2 separate regions of the Homo sapiens genome follow, and region 1 is linked to region 2. The links are chromatin contacts, found by Hi-C or POLR2A ChIA-PET in ENCODE. All regions are on one chromosome and are shown on one strand. Each heading gives the region's core, a stretch centred on a gene start or an enhancer-like site at or near the end of the contact. The rest is flanking DNA. Distances are from core to core; before and after follow the strand shown. Region 1 overlaps LOC105374951 (a long non-coding RNA gene). Region 2 overlaps ATXN1 (ataxin 1).

Region 1 (2,700 bases), core at 142-2,641, 690 kb after region 2:
GGCCACTCGTTTGCTTCTACTTGAGGACAAGCAGGTGCCTCTCTTCCCGCTTCTTTCTCCTTACTGCTGCTGCCACCCACACAGCCCCCAGGCTTGTCCTAGAGGGCTCTGGAGGTACACGCGAGGCCGGCGAGTTGTCATGGCAGGGAAGTTGTGGGGAGGGTGGAAATGGCGATTTCCATTCCTTTTTTCCTATTTCATGTCCTGCCTGGAACATGAAACAAAACAAAACAAAACAAGACCAAATGCCCTTGGTCAAAACACCTCTGCATCCAAATAGCCTCTGAGGCAAGGCAGCTTCTGAGGCAAGGCGGGGCATCGCCGCACAGAGGCTTGGAGCCTTTGAGGAACAAAGAGGGCTTCAGAGCGCGCTGGCACTCCTTGGCTCACCCATTGATTTTCATTTGCACAGACGCAGGCCCTCTTTTTGTAATCAGAGGGGGGAAAGCAGATCTGTGGAAGGCAAATCTACCATCAGCTGCCTAAAAATAGACCCGCCGCCTCACCACCGTGCAAAACAGGCGCCGGCCCGCTGCTGTGCGCTGGTTGCAGCATGAATTCGCTGGGCAGGGATTTGCAGTATAGACGTAGAGTTGTTCTGGCCTCTGATGCTGCGCCCGGGCCTTAAATGGAATCGCGGTCTGTGATAACTTTTGACAAGAGCTGGCAAGCTGAGCCTTTCTTTGAAATGCACTGGGGGGCTCTCGCACAAGAGCCAGGGCTTTCCAACAGGTGTGAGCTAGGGGGTAGGCCCTACAGATTATTAGGAGGGAAAGTTGTCTATGGTAAATTACCAACTGGGGGAGGTCAGAGTCAAAATCTCCATAGCAGAATTATTACTAATTGTGAAGCGCCAAGATCGTAAGAGAAGAAACCATTCTGACGTGTCATTTTTCCCAGGCCACGACATCTCTGTTAAACAAAAGAGACTCATATTTGAAGTGATGAAAAAGCCATGAAACATAATTTGAAAATTATGTCATGCCCAGCTTTGCCTTCCCTCAAGGCAAATAAAAGCCTCGGAATAAAAACGTTTCTATTTATTTTCAAATATTTGCATGGGTTGCCCCTTTAATCATCCATTCCCTCTAATATTAGTCACAAGCAGTTTAAATGGAAGCTGTTAGCATGAATGAACACTCCTTAATGGCTGGATCACTGGAGGAAGTGAGCTGTAAAGCCCAAACAGTCAGATGAAGAAAAGCAATTAATAAAATTTGCCTTTATCTCAAAGAAACTAGGATGTTTTAACTGCAGTTATGTTTTGAAGGAAACAAATATGATGGTTGATTATCACGGAAAATAGACTGAAGCCTGCCCACTTGTAAATTCACAAACTCACTTCAAGTGGAAAACCCAAGTCTGCATCCTCGAGGAATTGTACAAATGTGCATCACGAGACAAGATCTGGCCCAATGCCTAGAAGCTGGTGAGGTCACCAAACTCATTACTCAGAAAATCAGCTGTGAGCCAAGCCCTCATTCCGTTGCATTTCACATAGAATGGAGATTCCTCCGTCTTTCCCATGCTCCCACCTCCCATCATTAGAAGAAAAATGGGATTCCCAGGTATTTAACTTTAGGAATCTTACAGAGATCCAACATGGACGCTTTCACGCCACATCCTGATTTTAGCTGTGGCTCTTCTTGCTCTGTCTGGAGGCATCTCAGCAGTTAATGGGAGTGATTCACATGATCCTACTCCAATTCCTGCTATTTTAGGATACTTAGCTTTTCTTAGCCATGGATTTCTTCTGTCTAAATCTGCCCGACTGAATTGGAAGCTGCCCAGAATCTTCTTCTTTGGAAATTACATTTGTGCATCTAGGGTATATTTGTCGTTCCGCCCACGCTCCAGCCACTTTTTGAGAAGTGCAGAGCGAGTCATGTGACAGCCATCAGTGTATTTGCACCCTTTTTTGTTTAAAAACATAATCTGCATTACAAATTGCACCAATTCCTGTATGTAGTAAGTCATCATTCAATAAAAAGCACAAATGTATGCCTGTCACATTCAACATAATAAACTGCAAGTAAATACATCTTTTCTTAGTCCAAATCAGTCAGTAAATGATGTCTTTATTTTCTCTGTTATGCACCAAGTTTGCAATCAGCTTTATTCTTGATTCTCTCAGGCCAAGCCTACACAGCGTTAACTGCAGTGGAAGATTGTGCTTTTATCAGAAGCAGCTGAACACCTGAGGACAGGAACATGGCTGAAGCAATTCATTTCTCCAATTCACTTTGTTCTACTTTATCATCATCATTCCGGTATTATCATCATGTTCATCAGATTCTCCATCTAAAAAAGATTTATCACAGTGTCTGCATCTGCAGGCGATACTACAATATAGATAAAACCATTGCTCCCTGCCTGCTCCGGATGAGTTTGCAAAGAGGTATGGTATAGAAGAAACACTTTGTGCTTTGAAGCAAGACAAAACTGAGTTAAAATGGCAATCTTAGCCTGGGCAACATAGTGAGACCCCCATCTCTGCAAAAAATACAAAAATTAGCTGAGCATGGTGGTGCATCTGTAGTCCCAGCTACTCGGTAGGCTAAGGCAGGAGAATCGTCCGAACTTGGGAAATTGAGGCTACAGTGAGCCATGATCGTGCCACTGCACTCCAGCCTGGGTGACAGAGAGAGACCCTGTCTCAAAAAAATAAAAAATAAAATTGCGGTCTTATTACTTACATTA
Region 2 (2,700 bases), core at 189-2,688:
CAGGTTAGCTACCCGGGGGCACCCACGTTTCTGTTTATCCACCACTCTGGTTGAAGGCTGGGAACAGTTACACAGATGCTTTCCACGCTGCCTGGAGTTAGTGGTTCTCATCCCAGTCCAGACTAACTTGTTTCAAAGTGAGAGGAAGTGAGCCCTCTTCATTATCTTATTTCAAGGACTGATGCAAGAAGATGAAAAGTATTGGCCAAGGTAACACAGTAAGAACTGGGGTCAGGAGGATGAGAACCTGTCACTTTGACTCTCACTTGAATGTTTCTTACCACCACTGTGATAGATCTCACTACCCGATGCATGAAGCATTCACATCCACTGTCCTATTTAGAATATCAAGATAAATATTAATATTATTATTACTAACAATGATGATAATAGATCAATAATATTCCACTGCTATTACTACTAAGGACACACAGAATTGTAGTTAGAGTGGGCTACGCCGTAAGGTAGAGAACAGGTTCAAACCTTGGCTTTACCCCAAACCACCTATGTTATCCATTTTTAAAAATATAATTTTGGCCGGGCGTGGTGGCTCATGCCTGCAAACCCAGCACTTTAGGAGGCTGAGGCGGGCGGATTGCGAGGTCAGGAGATTGAGACCATCCTGGATAACACAGTGAAATCCTGTCTCTACTAAAAATACAAAAAATGAGCCAGGCGTGGTGGCAGGCGCCTGTAGTCCCAGCTACGAGGGAGGCTAAGGCAGGAGAATCGCTTGAACCCAGGAGGCGGAGGTTGCAGTGAGCCGAGATCACACCACTGCACTCCAGCCTGGGCGACAGAGCGAGACTCCATCTCAAAATAATAATTTTAATTTTACTTGCGATTATACATGTGCCCAAGTTTAATGAGGCAAAAATTTCATTTCAACAATGTGTAAAGTTGTAATCTCTGCCTTTAAAATGGGGAAGAATTAACATGCACAGTGCCTAGTATAACACACACTCAGTACATGGTCGCCATCGTAGTTATAATTCAATAAACATTTCCTCATGAATTCTCAGTGATCACCCACACTTATCTGTTGCTCATCTCTCCTGGCCATGATGTAATCAATACAACACCTTCAAACTATCAATTCTTTCAAACATCTGTTTTTTCCTCACATCTGTGATAGAAAAAGAGGAAGTGATGGGTGTTTGAGAGTTCATTTTTTTCTTCACTTGATAGGTGGGATAATATTTATAAGTGCCCAATGTGCAGACCCCTATGCACACCAACAAGAAGGAAGGCAATTCAGCACACAAGCAGAATAAACAGAAAGCTCAGACGCTAAACTCAAGGATGGCATTTCCAGGGAAGGGTTAAGTGCAATGCCTCCGTGTTTCACTCTGCCTGCTTTTCCACAATACTTTTTGGATGAGTAATTCCCAAGACGCATGGTGGGGAAATGCAGAATCCTCCTTCCACATCCCGCAGGGAAGGCTGCCAGCTGTCTACCCGCACACACACTCACGAGCTTCACCACACAACACGATGCAAAGCGCCAGCAACTGCTCCAGGAGGCCTAGGCTGGATCCTGCCAGCCACCAGGGGGCTGGGTTTCCAGGACATTAGACAGCCCCAGTCTACAACAGAGAACATAAAACTCTCCATCAAGTCAGGAAAAAGGTCTCGTGGGAACTGAGGTACTCTGGGAGAGTCTTAAAACTATTCACTGTCCTTGGTGTGGCTGAATGAAAGCAAAGCCAATGCCTCCAGATAATTCATAAACTAACCAGCTGTTCCTCCAGGTGTCACACACTGGCTTACCTTCTATGGTGGTTTCAGTCACTGAGACACTGCACAATTCAATGCTCTCAACTGCAAAGACCCCAAGACCTCCCGGGACCCAGGCTCTCTAAGGCACAGCAGGCAGGACAAGTCACGATGCTTAATTTGTGCAGGCTACAGCAATGCTTTACATATAAATAACAACTAGCATATGATCACCCCATTTCAAAGACAAGGACATTGAAGCTCAGAGTGTAAGTCACTTGCCTAAGATTACATGGCTAAAAAAGGGCAGAAACAACACACAAAAAATCCTAATATGAAAACTTGGGATCTAGTTCTTGGGTTGTGTAGTGGGTCATTAGTGTGTAGTGAAGAATTTTTTTTCTTTTTTGAGACGGAGTCTCACTCTGTCACCATGCTGTAGTGCAGTGGCGTGATCTCGGCTCACTGCAACCTCTGCCTCCTGGGTTCAAGCGATTCTCCTGCCTCAGCCTTCCAAGAAGCTGGGACTACAGGCGCATGCCACCATGCCCAGCTAATTTTTGTATTTTTAGTAGAGACAGGGTTTCACCATGTTGGCCAGGATGGTCTCGATCTCTTGACTTCGCGGTCTGCCCACCTCGGCCTCCCAAAGTGCTGGGATTACAGGTATGAGCCACCGCGCCTGACCATGAAGAATTTAACCTCACCCAAACTCAGGTCTGGCCTTTGCCCCCACCTGTGGGGAGGTGATCTCTCGGCCTCTGGAATGTCCTGCCTCACAGAAGTATGTTTATTGGCCACTGGATGGAGTAACAATGTGATTTATGATGGGGGCTTTGGGCCATGAGGTATACGTTCCAACCTCAGAGGAACTAATAATGAAAGATATTTGCCTGATCTCCAGGAGGGCCTAGGGACTAGAGGTCAGTCATGAGGACAGTAGCAATTGAGCTCCAATAAAAACTCTAGATGCTGAGGTTCGCG

Evidence for each region. A loop is a pair of places that touch in the nucleus more often than their neighbours do. ChIA-PET counts read pairs that join two places held with the same protein, here RNA polymerase II (POLR2A). Pooled maps may share reads with other maps.
Region 1: a loop to region 2 is called in a map of ascending aorta, with 2.3 times the contacts of the local background. The contact joins two enhancer-like sites. A Hi-C loop is called at or near these places in 2 of 168 maps with a recorded cell type or tissue (MCF 10A and ascending aorta) and 2 of 50 pooled maps. POLR2A ChIA-PET finds 5 or more read pairs at or near these places in 1 of 52 experiments (AG04450).

Annotation. Positions count from the first base shown.
Region 1 is chr6:17,031,705-17,034,404 of GRCh38, forward strand. It overlaps LOC105374951 (a long non-coding RNA gene), which reads left to right. Exons shown (of 3, transcript XR_926534.3): 3 at 2,135-2,521. Among named protein-coding and RNA genes, the nearest start is that of STMND1, 69 kb to the right of the region's middle. Within about 2 kb of position 1,392, at least 17 of the 41 ENCODE cell types and tissues checked have a DNase peak (open chromatin) inside an H3K27ac peak, as active enhancers do.
Region 2 is chr6:16,337,677-16,340,376 of GRCh38, forward strand. All of the region lies in intron 6 of ATXN1 (ataxin 1), which reads right to left. Among named protein-coding and RNA genes, the nearest start is that of GMPR, 100 kb to the left of the region's middle. Within about 2 kb of position 1,439, at least 8 of the 41 ENCODE cell types and tissues checked have a DNase peak (open chromatin) inside an H3K27ac peak, as active enhancers do.